Regions from separate parts of the Homo sapiens genome. Here region 2 is linked to region 1. Evidence: chromatin loops called from intact Hi-C (ENCODE). Cell type or tissue: Calu3. All regions are shown on one strand. Each heading gives the region's core, and the rest is flanking DNA. Links, peaks and the distances in the headings are about the cores only. Region 1 overlaps CRYBG1 (crystallin beta-gamma domain containing 1). Region 2 has its middle 23 kb from the start of CD24.

The links. Hi-C counts contacts between places; a loop is a spot of excess contacts. Peaks named below come from ENCODE experiments on the same cell type or tissue, not always from the same donor. Only the 100,000 strongest peaks of a DNase experiment are listed, where the experiment ranks them.
Region 2: it touches region 1 in a loop (5-fold over the local background); 5 of 110 quality-filtered maps call a loop at or near these places.

What each region holds. Positions count from the first base shown.
Region 1 is chr6:106,570,415-106,578,747 of GRCh38, forward strand. CRYBG1 (crystallin beta-gamma domain containing 1) reads left to right here. Exons shown (of 22, transcript NM_001371242.2): 22 at 1-1,603. It overlaps RTN4IP1 (reticulon 4 interacting protein 1), which reads right to left. Exons shown (of 9, transcript NM_032730.5): 9 at 357-1,689. The coding sequence ends at 1,582. Among named protein-coding and RNA genes, the nearest start is that of RTN4IP1, 55 kb to the right of the region's middle. RefSeq lists an enhancer at 4,891-5,411. In Calu3, for the core only: no CTCF peak of the experiment used is centred there; a DNase peak (open chromatin) is centred at 4,507.
Region 2 is chr6:106,993,205-107,001,537 of GRCh38, forward strand. No RefSeq gene overlaps it. Among named protein-coding and RNA genes, the nearest start is that of CD24, 23 kb to the left of the region's middle. In Calu3, for the core only: CTCF peaks have their summits at 4,607 (motif pointing left) and 4,809; a DNase peak (open chromatin) is centred at 4,607.

The DNA of each region.
Region 1 (8,333 bases), core at 334-8,333:
CTGATCTCTTAAATAAACTTGCTTCTGGTTAACTATGTTGATGAAATCTGAGAGTCCATTCAGTAGCCCTCATCTCACCCTTCAAAGAGAGTCAGCTAGCAGATTAGAAACAAATGTCTGATTAGGATGAAGCAGGTTTGAGGGGTGCTGGTATAATAGCAAGAAAGATTTGCTGACCACTCTCTTTCCAAACTCCATAGTTTCTGAGTGGAAACGAGGATGAGTGAGGTCCTGGCTCAAGTATTTTACTCCCACTACCACCTGGGAGCCCTCCAGGAAAAGAGCTGAGGCTGCTCCAGATGGAAGTCAAGAGCAGCTGGTATTTACACCTGGAAAATCAGATTTTTTTTTCTTTTGCAATAACTCGGTAGTAAGACCAGACCAACAATTTTAGAGAAAAGCCTACATCTAACATACATGCTACCAAACGAGTGTCTAACAGGAATAAACCAAGCAGAAATCTCAAAACAGGTCTACATCAAAAGTTACAAGCAAGCATATCAGGTGCAATACTGAGGATGAGTATATTAGGAAGTAAAAACACTTACCGTAAATGAATATTCGAAGTGCACACTGCAATGGGTTGATTGGAGAGATATCTAAATGTAAACATTTGACATCAAAGTGGCAAGCTTTGGGCTCCATTGGAAGGCTGCAATTTCCATGGAAAAGCCCTCAGAGAAGCATGTTTCAATTGCCGAAACAGGCCTAATCCTTATGCAAGATGTAAGGGTTTTAAAAAGTTAGAAACTCTGCTCTCACCTTTCAATATTAAGAGCATAAACAAATGAATCACCAGGCAGATTTTTATATATGACACTAAGAGATTTAGAACTTTAAGAGCTGTGGTGACCACATTATGGTGGAGGAACAAAAAAGGAAACCTTGGCAGTTAGAAAGCTGCTCAGTGATGAATTCAAGAAGGAACCAGCTTTAAATTATCTCTTCATGCCAACATCCATCTATACACTGAAAGTTTTAGTATTGTACATTAAGACGATCAGGCCCAGCAGGGTGGTTCACGCCTGTAATCCCAGAACTTTGGGAGACTGACATGGTGGATCACTTAAGCCCAGGAGTTTGAGACCAGCCTGGGCAACATGGCAAAACTGTCTCTACTAAAAATACAAAAAAACTAGCTGGGTGTGGTGATGCATACCTGTAGTCCTACCTACTTGAGAGGCTGAAGCAGGAGAATCGCTTAAGGTCAAGGCTGCAGTGAGCTGTGATTGTGCCACTGCACTCCAGCCTGGGTGACACAGCGAGACCCTGTCTCTAAAACAAAAAAGACAATAAAGTAGTTTAAGCTAGTAAAACAGAAGGTGCCACAACAACCTGCAAAGCCAGTGTGAAGGAACAGCTTGAAAAAACTTCGAATTTCTACTGACTACAGACAAATCCAAGTGCTGATATTTTTATATCAATTACTGGCCAAAATGGTGTGTTTATTTTTTAAAGCTTGTATCATGGAATGTATAATCTAATCTGGAAAAATGTTTGAAAGGGATGGCTAGAAAAAAATTTGGGCTCACAGGCACTCACCAAATAAGAACGTCAACAATCACTAAACTGCATTTTTATTTAAACAACATTAATTACAGTCTTTCCTCGTGCGTGTCCTCTTTCCACCTTCAGGAAGGCTTCTGGAACTTTAGAAAAAGGAAAGGTTTGTTCAATAACTGGCCGGATCTGTAAAACATAAGAGGTTGACCGGTGGATAAAAAAGCCTACATCTTTCAAGGCAGATGACATTGCTAATTAGTTTCTTGACGGTGTCCCTCAAGCCACAGTCTCTCTCAAGTGTCTCTCCAGTGGACCCAGGTCAGGCTCTCACAAGGGCCATGATGCTGCCTCCACTCCTGCCTCACTGCTGCTTCTCTCTTTATGGCCCCTCCCACCCCACTGCCCAGTCTTACTTCTCCTCCATGCTGGTCTTTCACTCTCCTACTTAGAACCGTTCAACAGCTCCCACTCCGGCATTCGAAGACCAATAGCATCCTGAGCTCAGCCCTCATCCAGATTCCATGCTTTGCAAAAACGCTCTACCTGCCATTTTCTCCACGTGGTATGTTTATGCCTCTGCTGGTACGAGTCAGTAAGCCCAGAAATCCTTCTCTGAAAATTCCACTGCCCTTCCCGCCCAGGTCTCACACTGTGTGTCCTCATGCCCCAGTTTGCAACGTGTTGTCCCTTTCAACTCCCACAGGAACCATGTGGCCTTCCTCACAGACTGTACTTGTTACAGCTGAGTACACATCTCAGCCACTCTGTGCTGTGTGGTAAATACCAAAGAGAACATCCCAAGGTCCTTGCTGTATGTATCCATTTGGCTCCTTACAGAGAGTGCATGGAAATAGTTTTTTTTTTGTTTTTTCTTTGTTTTTAATTTGTTAAGTGTTTGGCATATCTACCCAACCAGAGCATAAAGTACTTGTGGGATAGGGGACTAAGCCATTTTGTTTGCATCCCCCACAACACCAGGCATAATGCTAGACATACAGTAGGAGCTTCATCAATGTCACTTAGGTGAAAGCTAATAAGGTAAGTGGGAAAAACGCACCTCATGTGAGCTTTCTGGGCTTCGAGAATACTTGGCCCAGGCTGGAGCTGCCCTGGCAGGCTTTGCTAAACAACGGTGCAGCCGGTTACAATTTACAAGAAAGTCATTCCAGCCAGCTCATAAATGTTTCAATGCTGCTGGGTCTTTTCACTGTACTATCAGTAATGCCAGCAACCTCCTTCTGAAACTAGGTCCCAGGTAACATCCTCTCCATGCAAAAATCCAACTGAATTCTTCCTTTTCAAAACTTTAAGCAAAAATCAATAGTTATCCACCAGGTATCTCAGTGGCCTGCCTCCCATAGCTCCACTGGCAGGCATAAGTTATCAGAAGGCATAAGCCAACTCATACATTTTACGCTTTCCTTTTACAAGAGGAAGAAGTGTTTTCGTGACATTCAGATGCATCTGATGAAACTTCCTCTTGGATGAATTTCACAGCCAAGCCACCAGAAGAGCATCTTAGACTCCAAAAGTTCCCTTCTCCAAAGAGCTGAAAATACTTTTGTACCCACAAATCACAATAAGCTCATAATAAAAGCAACAGCTGGCACATACTGGCCTCACTATGTGCCAGGCACTGTTTTAGGGGCTCTAGAGATTTCATCTCATTTAATCCCCATAACCATTTTCTGGGGTAAATACTGTTATTCCCATTTTACAGATGAATAAATCAAGGAACAGAGTTAAATAAGTTGCCCTATGTCACACTTCTGATAAATAGCAAGTCAGGATTCAATCTGATGCCATCATCTGCTATCACCATTATGCACTGAGCCTTTCCTATAGCATCTGCTGCTGTCTACACCTACCCCTAAAACCTTAAAGGAAGGGAAAGGTAGCCAAGGACTGTAAGGATTTATCACAGCCTGCATGTTGGCCTGCCTTCCTTGTGCCAGCTGAGGACCTGGTCTCTCGACCCTGTGTCCAGGCCACCAAGATGACAGATGTGTGCTACACGGGTGCCATCCACGCCTATGGAGGACATCACTATTGCTGATCCCCCACAAGCTGAGCATGACCTCAGAATCTTCACCACTGCAGCCACTATTAACTGCTCTGAGCTGGCTTGTGAGACGAAGCCTATTTGTCTTCTATTCTCTCCAAGAATAAGGCAGAGGGCTGTGGTGAGTCCCACTTTAGGGTGGACTGCATTAATGTTGCAGAATGGAATGCATTGATGTTTCTCGGCCCAGTGCAGTGGCTCACATCTGTAATCCCAGCACTTTGGGAAGCCGAGGCAGGCGAATCACCTGAGGTCAGGAGTTTGAGACAGCCTGGCCAACATGGTGAAACCTATCTCCACTAAAAATACAAAAATTAGCTGGGTGTGGTGGTGTGTGTCTGTAATCCCAGCTACTCGGGAGGCTGAGGCATGAGAATTACTTGAACCCGGGAGGTGGAGGTTGCAGTGAACTGAGATCGCGCCACTGCACTCCAGCCTGGGCAACAGAGCGAGACTCTGTCTCCAAAAAAAAAAAAACCAGTTGTTTCCTGTATGTCCCACATGAAACCTGAACCTATCACTCCTCCAAAGCCCCTGGGATGCTGTTTTCAGGATGCTGTTTACCTGGAAAAGGAATCACCTGAATGCATGCCTAAAATGCAGAGTCCAAGGCCTCCTGTTAGAACAACTACATCAGAACCTGTAGGGGGTGGGGCAGAAAAATGCTTCCCCAGTGATCTGTATGCACCCTAAAGTGGGACTCACCCAGCCCTTTGCCTTATTCCTGGAATCCCTAACTTGTACCATGCACATACCCATCCATTCCACAGACTGACAAAGTGCCTGCCTCCTAAGGCACTAAACCAAAACCGGCTGAACTGAATGTTCAATTTAGAGCTCTGACCGGGGACACAGATCCTGAACTGATGACACAGGCAGCTTACAGTTACTGCCCACTTTAATCTGGCTGGTCAGGCCTATTGTGGCAAATAACCCGAGAGGGCTGACCACGGCACAATGAGTCATTCAGCAATTCCCGTAAGTGACAATGGAAAAAAAGGTTTCAAATTGAAGGCAGGCAAATGCCACTGCTGGCTGAATCTGTGACAGCAAACAGAGATTAACTGGATAATGAGACAGTGTCTATGTACAGCCTCACATCAGGCCTAGAATACTTGTTTGTTAAGGACAAAGGGATCAGAGTTAAAATACAGAGGGGGGAAAGAAAGGTTACTCACAGTGAAGTAGGGATGTTTATGTGATGACGCTGCTATAGTCCACCTGGCACAGGGAGCCCTGTTATAAAGCGGGCAGGCTCAACACCATGCTTCCCACTGCGCAGACACACGAGGCTCACAGCCGGCCAGGGACGCTCACAGCAGCAGCCCTCATTCAGTCTTGGATTCATGTGTGGGGTGCTGATTGTGCCTCGCATCCCTGATACAAAGGCTGAACCAAGCCAAGCCCCAAGATTTGGCACCCGCTGCCTGACATCACTTCTGTGAGAACGTAGGGACGACGGGAACCTTAACCTCTCTGGATGTGGCCTTGGAATATTGCTGCTTACAAGACGCTAGGCAAGTCCTCCTTCCTGCTGAGGCAAAAACCCTCTCTAACACTTGAGGCTTCGGAAGACGGTACAGAAAACCTCTCACTACTGCAAGAGCATGAAGCTGCTGGTGGAGAAGGACACTGTCTAGGCAGCCATGGCAGCAGGCAGAGGTTTTCCCTCAATTCCCGTTTTCCCAGTGAGAATCACAAAACAGTAGAGTTAACATATCCGAGTGGGCCTCTTTTGATAGATTAGGAAACTGAAGTGCAAATGATTGAGTGGTAAGTGCAAGGTCAGAGCTGTCAATAGCAGAGCCAAAACAAGGACCCAGGACTCCTAATGTCATTACTGCATGGAATGGATGTAATCTGGGAAGTCACAGTCTATTCCACTTCTTTTCCTAGACCCTTGGCCTCTTCTTCCACCAGGCACAGAGGCTGCAGATCTCAGAGGGTGAGGTGTGTGAGGGGACACTGACAGGTGACAAACACCAAGGAAGACCTAAGGGCTCCTGGTCTGAGTCCAAATCCACACACCTGTGGACAGGCACCAGGACCGCAGTTCCAGCACTACCTCCTGGACAGGTATGCCCCTGACCTCTGTGAAAGGTTCAGTATTTCCTGGGTTGGGGTAAAGGGGAAGAAGGGGACTTAAACTCAGTCTACCTTTAGACAAAAAGAAGACAAAAGGAAGAGGTGAATTTTGCTCTCAGTTGCTGTTTCTCGGAAACTTCCTGCCCCAGATGGCAAACTCAAAACTGGAAGATGGGGTGAGACAGGAGGGGGATGGCAGATGGGGGAACTCTCCAAGGGAGTAAGTGTGCCATTTGGGAAAGCATCAAGGACTTGTCCCTAGGTACCCCTAAAAAATGCACTTCCAACAGCCAGAAGGTGAGAGGAGAAACCCCATATAAATTTCCTCATAGAAACAATTTCAGTAGCATCAGAAAAACCTCAGAAGCATTGAGGCCATGGGATCCATGAGATACTTGCCACATCAGGCAAGGCAGCCCTCTTCCAGTGGTCCTAGGGATTCAGTCCCTAATCACTACATTCTTTCTATGGAGCAAAATCCAGTGGCAATAAAGAACTTAAGGTTTAGAATGTACTTCGTTGCTAAACGAGGGCCCAGCTATTCAAGACGGACCTGGGAAATCACCTACCTCAGAACTCATTACATTTTTCTCGAAAGCTGCAGTGTCCAATATGGTAGCCTCTAGACACGTGACTATTTACGTTAATCAAAAGTAAGTAAATAAAATGAAAAAGTCAGTCTCTCAAGTTGCACTTGCTACATTTCAAGTGCTCAGTGGCTTAGTGGCCACCAAGTGAATACTGCAGACAGAGAACATCTCTATCACTGCACAAAGTTCTAGAGGACAGGCTGCTCAAAAGGTAACTGAGTGTGACCAACACATTTCTCCACCATCTACTGGGTCAAGTAAGTGATAGTGGGCCTTCAGTAAGTGTTCTGAATTGAACTCAAATATGGTGCATAAGAACTATTCTGATGCTGGCTAAAATAAATCAACTGAGAAATCTATATCACTGTTCAACCAAGATGCTTGGCTGGCATCTAAGATTTTGAATATACCTGTGAACATTAAGCTCCTAACATCAGAAGGCTTACTAATTAGATGAAGAATATACATGTATCAATAAACATTCAAAAATATCTTCCTGGCCGTGTGCAGTGGCTCACACCTATAATCTTAGCACTTTGGGAAGCCCAGGCAGGCAGATTGCCTGAGCTCAGGAGTTCAAGACCAGCTTGGGCAACATGGCAAAACCTTGTCTCTACAAAAAATACAAAAAATTTAGCTGGTCAGGGGCATTCCTGTCCAAGAGGTAGTGCTGGGTAGTGCTATATGGGGGGCTGAGGTGGGAGGATCACTTCAGCCCAGGAGGTCAAGGCTGCAGCGAGGTGAGATCACACCACTACACTCCAGCCTGGGTGACAAAGTGAGACCCTGTCTCAAAAAAAAAAAAAAAAAAAAAAAAAGATCTTCCTCCCATACTTGATTTCTAGCCATCTGGTTTCCCACCTCAGGAGCAACCAAGGTTTCTAGTTGCTCTCATAACCTTTTTGAAGTATTTTATGCATTGTGGTAGGCAGAATAATGGCCCCCAAAGATGTTCACATCCTGATTCCCAAAATGTGTGAATATGGCACCTTACATGGCAAAAGGACTTTGCTGGTGTGATTAAGTTAAGGATCCTGAGATGCAGAGATTATCCTGGATTATCCAAGTGGGCCCAGTGTAATCTCAGGGTCCTTATAAGGGGAAGGCAGGAGGGTTAGAGGTCAAAGATTAACAGAAGCAGAGGTTGGAGTGATGTAGCCACAAGTCAAGGGAGGTACAGCCTCTAGAAGCTGGAGAAGGCAAGGAAACAGATCCTCCCGTATAGCCTGCTTCCAGGAGGAATGCAGCCCTGCCCATACATTTGGACTTCTGACCAAAATCTTATTATTATAAGATAATAAATTTGTGCTGTCTTAAGCCACCACATTCATAGTAATTTGTTACTGCAATAGGAAACTAATGCATGCATATATAAGCAAATATGTATAAATATTTTCCTTCAAAACACAGTTACACAGTCCTTCTTAGCAGCAGGTATCATCTGAAGACTGCCTCACCACCACCTCCTCTCAGTCCTGCAAGATACTGAGAAATACAAGATGACAGAGTAAAATACCAAGAACTCAAACTCTAGGTAACAATGTCTGGATGATTATTTAAGCAGAAAACAATGAAGACTGTAGAAGGAACTGTCGTAAGGGTCAAGAGACCTGGGCCCTGCCTATGTGACCTTGAACACATCATTTAATTTCTTAGGGCCTCTGTCCCTTCAAATGTGACATCACAGCAGGATGAGGGATAAAGGGATGAAGACAGTAAACTAGACAAGTGCAAAGCTTTCCTCTTTCCAGTCTGTGAGTATGCTATTCAATGGCATATGCGTGACCTGAATAGAATTTTTGCTATATCTCCTCCCACCAAAAAGTAAGTGTGTTAAATAGTATGAAAACAGGAACTGTTTTTTGTGCTTAGGAGAAAATGCCAATAAACTGTAGGCATGAGGCACGTCAGTACCAACCCAGTACGCTTAAGGGGATAATTATAAATCATTCTTTTTGAGAATGCCCAGAACAGCAGTTTGCAAACTAGTGTCCAAGAGCCCAGGGCTCCTTGGCTGTGTGGAGCAGCTGCGGGGAAAGAACATTTGTCGGGGAGGTCACTCCCTGCCACCATTTCACCAGCAGAGCAGCTCC
Region 2 (8,333 bases), core at 200-8,199, 420 kb after region 1:
GGGTCTTGCTCTGTCACAAAGGCTAGAGTGCAGTGGCATGATCACAGCTCATTGCAGCCTCAACTCCCCAGGTACAAGCAATCCTCCCATCTCAGCCTCCCAAGTAGCTAGGACCCAGGCATGTGCCACCATGCCTGGCTAGTTTTTTTGTTTTTCTGAAGAGATAGGGTCTCCTATGTTGGCCAGGTTGGTCTTGAACTCCTGGACTCAAGTAATCCTCCCATCTCAGCTTCCCTAAGTGCTAGGATTATAGGCATGAGCCAGCTCACCCAGCCTTATTTGAATACTTTCACAGTTGTTTCCTAACATGTCTCTCAACCTCTCATTCCTCCTTTTAAAAACACATGTTCTGGCCAGGCATGGTGGCTCATGCCTGTAGTCCCAGCTACTTGGGAGACTGAGGTGCGAGGACTGTTTGAGCTCAGGAGATCAAGGCTGCAGTGAGCTCTGATTGTGCCACTGCACTCCATCCTGGGTGACAGAAAAACCTGTCTCAAAACAACAACAATAAAACAAAACAAAACAAACGTAAAAACCATATATTCTGAATGAACAAGACTACCTTGTTTTTTTTTGTTTTTTTTGTGAGACGGAGTCTTGTTCTGTTGCCCAGGCTGGAGTGCAGTGGCACGATCTCGGCTCACTGCAAGCTCCGCCTCCCAGGTTCACGCCATTCTCCTGCCTCTCAGCCTCCGGAGTAGCTGGGACTACAGGCACCCACGACCACGCCTGGCTAATTTTTGTTTGTAGTTTTAGTAGAGACGGGATTTTTTACCATGTTAGCCAGGATGGTCTCGATCTCCTGACCTCGTGATCCGCCCGCCTCGGCCCCCCAAAGTGCTGGGATTACAGGCGTGAGCCACCGGGCCCGGCAGTCTTTCTCTCTTTTTTTTTTAAAGTGATATTTATTCATTCATCCACTCCAAAATACTCAGTGGCTCTCCATTGTCTTTGTGGTAGTTCTTAATCCTAGATACATTTCAGAATCACTCATGGCACTCGTTTTAAACAGACTGCCAGACCAAACCTCAAATCCACTGGCAAAGACTGCTAATTGCCCCTTGTCCTCCAATATTTGCTTGTCCTTTCTTCCATAATGATAAAACTCCCAATCTTTAAGGGAAGAAACTGCCATCCTGAAAGGACTATATTTCCCAGCATCCTTTGTAGCAAGGTATAGATATGTATCTAAGGCCTGGCCAACTGGGGATAAACAGAAATGGTCTTTGCAAATTTTTAGGAAAGCCTTTTTTCTCCCCTTTTCTTTTTCCTACTGGCTAAAATGCAGATGTGATGACTGGAACTGCACTAGCAATTTTGGACCATAAGGTGTTAATCATGACAGAATAAAAAGGTAGGATCTTTGATGATTGTGGAGCTGCCATATTCGCTTTGGCCTGCCAACATTTACATAAGGAGGAAATAGACTTCTTTCTTGTTTAAGCCACTTTTACTTTGGGATTTCTGTCATGAACAGCCAAACTTAATCCTAACTTGCCTAATTCTCTTTTTTTAATCCATTACAAAGACCTATTGATTCTACCTTAACTATCCTTCCCCTTCCATCCATGCTGCCACTGCCTTGGTTCAGTTCTTCAACATTTCTTGCAAAGGTTATTAGTTAATCTCCTGTTTTTTCAGCCTTCAGTGATGCCCTTTTTCAATGCTTCCCAGGTAAGTAGTTCTAAAATGCAAATCTGATCATTTCATTGATCTGTTTAAAATCCTTCAGGGTAGGCCGGGCACGGTGGCTCATGCCTGTAATCCCAGCACTTTGGGAGGCCAAGGGGCAGATCACGAGGTCAGGAGATCGAGACCATCCTGGCTAACACGGTGAAACCCCGTCTCTACTAAAAATCCAAAACAATTAGCCGAGCATGGTGGCGGGCGCCTGTAGTCCCAGCTACTCAGGAGGCTGAGGCAGGAGAATGGTGTGAACCCGGGAGGCGGAGCTTGCATTGAGCCAAGATCGCGCCACTGCACTCCAGCCTGGGCAACAGAGCAAGACTCCATCTCAAAAAAAAAAAAAAAAAAATCCTTCAGGGTATATGGTGGGGATGTCTTGCCAGATAACAATAATTCAAGCATACCCTGAGAATGACCCCAGGTTCTCTTTCTTTGTTTTTTTGAGACAAAGTCTCACTCTGTCACCCAGGCTGGAGTGTAATAGTGCGATCTCAGCTCACTGCAACCTCCACCTCCCAGGCTCAAGTGATTCTCCTGCCTCAGCCTCCCGTGTAGCCAGTACTACAGGTGCACAGCACCGCATTGGGCTAATTTTTGTATTTTTGGTAGAGATTGGGTTTCACCATGTTGCCCAGGCTAGTCTCGAATGAGACCAGAGCTCAGGTGATCTGCCTGCCTCAGCTTCCAAAAGTGCTGGGATTACAGGTGTGAGCCACTGTACCAGGCCGTTTGTTTGTTTGTTTGTTTGTTTGTTTGTTTGAGACAGGGGTCTCACTGTGTTGCCCAGGCTGGTCTTGAACTGCTGGGCTCAAATGATCTTCCTGCCTCAGCCTCCCAAAGTGCTAAGATTACAGGCATGAGCTGCCATACATGGCTGACCCTATGTTCTTTGGTGAATGTTTGTTCACTGTTCTGAGCTATGGACTCTGGGAGAGGCCAACCTGGATGTTTACGCTGTACTTATGAAGGTGTGAAGGCTCAGAGCAGGGACACAGATGGGGGCATGAAGAACACCTGGACCCTGGCCTCGTTCCTTGGAACACAAGTCATACAAGAAGCCAGTGGCCTAGGCTGGGCACAGTGGCTTACGGCTGTAATCCCAGCACTTTGGGAGGCCAAGGCAGGCAGATCACTTGAGGTCAGGAGTTCGAGACCAGCCTTGCCAACATGGTGAAACCCCATCTCTACTAAAAAACATACAAAAATTAGCCGGGCATGGTGGCACGTGCCCACCATGCTACTCGGGAGGCTGAGGCATGAGAATCGCTTGAACCCAGGAGGCAGAGGTTACAGTGAGCCAAGATGGCACCACTGTGCTCCAGCCTGTGAGACAGAGTAAGACTCCTTCTCAAAAAAAGAAAAAAAAATAAATCAATGGCCTTTGTTTTAAGCTAGGTGGAGGTTGCTAAGTAGAGGTTGCTGTGTGGGAGTTCCTACTAACCTGCATGCTTTCCACAAAAGGCAGTGGAACTCCTGTCCAGCCTTCCACTCTTGGACACTCCATACATAAGTCCCCTGAATAAACTCTGTCTTTTTTTTTTTTTTTTTTTTTGAGATGGAGTTTCACTATTGTTGCCCAGGCTGCAGTGCAATGGCACAATCTTGGCTCACTGCAACCTCTGCCTCCTGGGTTCAAGTGATTCTCCTACCTCAGCCCCCTGAGTAGCTGGGATTACAGGCGTGCGCCACCATGCCCAGCTCATATTGTATTTTTAGTAGAGACCAGGTTTCTCCATGTTGATCAGGCTGGTCTCAAACTCCCGATCTCAGGTGATCTGCCCCTCTCAGCCTCCCAAAGTGCTGGGATTACAGGTGTGAGCCACCATGCCCGCCCTAAACTCTATGTCTTACCCACTGTCTTCAGGTCTTTTCTTCGGTCTCTCGGTGACTGTGCCTTCCCAGTTTGCCTGTTTGGGGGCCCAGCACAACACAAGGAAGAACGCAAGCCAAGGTCTTTCTTTGCTTGGATGATTTCTATGCATTTCTCAGGACCCAGATTAGTGTCATCTCCTTGGAAAGCCATCCCTTACCCTTCAGCCTTGGTTAGGGCCTTTCTGAAGTGTCCACCCCTGCATCCCCCAAGTCCCCAAGCTTTCCTCTGTCATTGTACGTGTAACAGGGATTGCAGCTTTTTCCTCACCAGCTGAGCTCCTTAAAGAAAGGAACCACATCATGTTCATCTTCCTTTCCCCAGTACCTAGTAAAGTGCCTAGTACATAATAAGTCCTCAGCAAATGAATTTCTACACAGGAACCACCAGAATCCAAGCACAATGAGAGGAAGGCCACCTTTTACTCTAACTCCGCCTACTCACTTTATCTTGAATTTATTAACATCCTAGGCTAAGAGCCATTTTATATCTCAACAGAAACAGCAATCTTAGAAAATATCTTCAAGTAACTCTTAAATTAGGATACTATTAAGCCTCCTGGCTAATCTTAGAGCCCTTCGATGGTAGTTTTTTGATTTATATAACCAGTTTCTAAAACACATCTTCACTCACTAATAAACCGACACGTATGTGGGTCATTCTTCTGAAATTTGTGTTTTATTCTAACTGTATATGAAGACTTTGATTTGGTTGTACATGAGAATTTAATCTTTCCACTATGGTGGTAATTTTTTATTTGTCTTAGAGCCTCAGATGTGGCCACCCTGGGTACAACAGGGCATATCATTTCTGTCTCATCTGTAACCTACAGGATCAAGCAGACCTGAGCTCAGATTTCAGCTCACCCACTTCCACCACAGACTTGCCTTTCTGAGCCTCCTGTAAAATGAAAATGATCATATTTATGCTGGAGAGTGTAACAGGATGTGAACATGGAAGTCCTTTCTGTCTCCATTTCAACCGAAGCTCAAAGGCCTTCAACAAAACAAGTTCTCAGGTTCCAAAGTGAGGTGCCAAGCGCCCCCTGCAGGAACTGCAGAGCAAAGGCGCTTTCTCCTCACCCCAGTCCAGTGAGAGGTGCTCTTAGGGGAATAACGGGAGAGACAAACACTTATCTCTTAGAGTTTAGTGGAAGAAGAAAAAAGAATGAGAAATTTAAAGGTCAAGGCTGTGCCAGAGCAGGAAAGGGGCTGCATCATGGGCAGCCTGCCCATCCTCCAACGTCAGCCAGAGACACTCAGCTCTACGTTCCAGACGTGGGCTCCCAGGAGAGCTCTCTGGGGTGCATTTTGAAAGGCCCCCAACCTGAGGTGACATTCTGCCATGGGCAAGCCAGCCTCAGCAGGGGCTGGAGGCGTTCCACAGAGCAGAAAGGGGGACGCGGTCGTGTGTGGGGGGCGTCAAAAGCAAGGCAGCAGCATTGCCCCAGTCAGGCCTGTTGCCACACTGGGGGCAGAGGGAAAGCTTTCTCTCTGCCCACTGAAGGTTTGCAGAGCATAAACTGATGAAATGCAGATACACAGGAGAAAAAGGCATACGAAATTTACTTAATGTGCATAGAAGAAAATCACAAGACTATGATTACCCAGTAACCCGATGAGGCCCGGCTGCTTATATTCTTCTCCATGGGGAAAGGGAGACAGGGGTTGTAGGAGTAAATGATTTCCAAAGGAAATGAATGAGCCAAAGAACGATGGCTGGGGACAAAGTTCCTTTGAGCACTGGGGAAGGCGGCAGGAAGGTGAGGGGTGGACTATTACTGTGAACAAGTGTTCTTTTTTTTTTTTTTTTTTTTTGAGACAGAGTCTCACTCTGTCACCCAGGCTGGAGTGCAGTGGCATGATCTTGGCTCACTGCAACCTCCACCTCCCGGGTTCAAGCAATTCTCCTGCCTCAGCCTCCCCAGTAGCTAGGACTACAGGTGCGCACCACAACGCCCGGCTAATGTTTGTATTTTTAGTAGAGACGGGGTTTCACCATGTTGGTCAGGCTGGTCTCAAACTCCTGACCTCAGGTGATCCACCTGCCTCAGTCTCCCAAAGTGCTGGGATTACACACACACATGAGCCACCGCCCAGACCATCAATGTTGTCTTATTATGCAGATAAAGTCTCCCAGGCAATCTCTCAGGGCTGCTGTCAGAAGAATAGTTAAAAGCTCCACCTGGTTCGGTGGCTCACCCCTGCAATCCCAGCACTTTCAGAGGCCGAGGCGGACAGATCACCTGAGGTCAGGAGTTTGAGACCAGCCTGGCCAACATGGGGAAACCCTGTCTCTACTAAATACAAACATTAGCCAGTGTGGATGCAAGTGCCTGTAATCCCAGCTACTGGGGAGGCTGAGGCAGGATAATCACTTGAACCTGGGAATTGGAGGTTGCAGTGAGCCAAGATCAAGCCACTGCACTCCAACCTGGGTGACAGAGGGAGACTCCGTCTCAAAAAAAAAAAAAAAAGAAGAAGAATAGTTGAAGGCTGCGTACAGTGGCTCACACCTTTAACCCAGCACTTTGGGAGGCTGAGGTAGGAGGGCCCTTTCAGCCCAGTAGTTTGAGACCAGCCGGGGCAACATGACAAAACCCTGTGTCTACACACACACACACACACACACACACACACATACACACAAACACAAAAGCCAGGCACACAGCTGTAGTCCCAGCTACTCTGGAGGCTGAAGTGGTGGAGGCTGAGTTAGGAGGATTGCTTGACCCTGGAAGGTAGAGGCTGCAGTGAGCTGTAATCTCGCTACTGTACTCCACACTGGTTGACAGAGTGAGCTGCTGTCTCAAAAAAAATTTTTTTTGGCCGGGAGCGGTGGCTCACGCCTGTAATCCCAGCACTTTGAGAGGCCAAGGCGGGTGGATCACAAGGTCAGGAGCTCGAGACCAGCCTGGCCAAGATGGTGAAACCCCATCTCTACTAAAAATACAAAAATGAGCCGGGCACAGTGGCAGGTGCCTGTAATCCCAGCTACTTGGGAGGCTGAGGCAGGAGAATAGCTTGAACCCAGGAGGCAGAAGTTGCAGTGAACCAAGATCGCACACTCTAGCCTGGGCAACAGAGCAAGACTCTGTCTCAAAAAAAAAGGTTTTTTTTACTAATAATTTAAAATTTACATAATAAAATAAAAATAGATGGAAAGTCTATCTGGGTATGGTGATGACTCCCAGTCTCTTCTATTCTCGGGTAGTTGATCATTCCTGGCTATCTGATGAGGTTCCTAGAGAGAGGGGTCTTAAAATAATTGCATTTATTTTGGAAAGAAGCTTTGTTAGTCAGATAAGGAAATTCCAGAGAGAGTTCCTGGGAAAGAAAGAGAAACAAAGAGACAGAAAAGCTGGGAAAAGTCAAGAGAGGGAACTTGGTTCTGAGGCTTATCTCTGAGGCCTTTCAATTTCAAGAAGTAAACTCCATGAGTTTGAAAGAGTTGGCTTAATCTTCTCAGTGTACACAATCAAATATGTACATAATTATATACGTACATAATCGTATAAATTCAGTGTATATAATTGTATAAATTTATGAAAGTTGTTATCCCCTACTGTTTCCCAGAAAACCCTTGACTCGGAGATGGGAAGAACTTGCATTCATTGTGCACCCCTTAGACAACTGTCTGTTCCATCACACACCAAGGCCTTCATGGACATCTCTGGCCCTGCTGAAATGGAATAAAGAAACTCCCGGCCAGGCGCGGTGGCTCACACCTGTAATCCCAGCACTTTGGGAGGGTGAGGCGGGCAGATTACGATGTCAAGAAATTGAGACCATTCTAGCCAACATGGTGAAACCCCGTCTCTACTAAAAATACAAAAATTAACCGGGCGTGGTGGTGGACATCTGTAGTCCGAGCTACTCGGGAAACTGAGGCAGGAGAATTGCTTGCACTAGGAGGTGGAGGTTTCAGTGAGCCGAGATCGCGCCACTGTACTCCACCCTGGGTGACAGAGCAAGACTCTCTCAAAAAAAAAAAAAAAAAAAAAAAAGTAAGCATTTGGTCTAAATTATGCAAGTCAGATATTAAGTTTACTAAATGCTTTAAGGTCATAAAGTGCTTCTTTGTCTTTTGAAAATTGTTCAATTTACCTACTTTGGAGCATTAGATTCTAAATAAAGACTAGGATATGTGGAATTAGCCATGCCCCCTAGCTATGCAAAGAAGGTTATAAAGAAAAGATTTTAAGGCTGGGTGTGGTGGCTCACACTCATAATCCCAGCATTTTGGGAGGCCGAGGAGGGTGGATTACTTGAGGTCAGGAGTTTTAGACTAGCCTGGCCAACATGGCAAAACCCCATCTCTACTGAAAATACAAAAATGAGCCGGGAGTGGTGTCAGGCACCTGTAATCTCAGCTACTCAGGAGGCTGAGGCAGGAGAACCATTTCAACCCGGGAGGTGGAGGTTGTAGTGAGCCAAGATCGGGCCACTGCACTCCAGCCTGGGCGATAGGGCAAGACTCTGTCTCAAAAAAAAAAGAAAGAAAAGAAAAGAAATAAAAGAAGAAATTTTGTATAAGAAAGGATGTTGTATGGTGAATACTTGTCCTAAAGTAAAATGACTGATTGCTTTAAAAAAGGGAATTTATGCAAGAAATATATAAGTTAAAGGTTTCTGGGTCTCCTAAATGCTTCATAAAATGCCATTAGGACTCTTAACTGTACAACTTTCCTGCTTTACAGCTAGATAAGGCCTGGGACACATGAAGTTAGACAACGAAAAGAGTCAGACCTTATCTGCACTTCTGTCTACTGTCACAG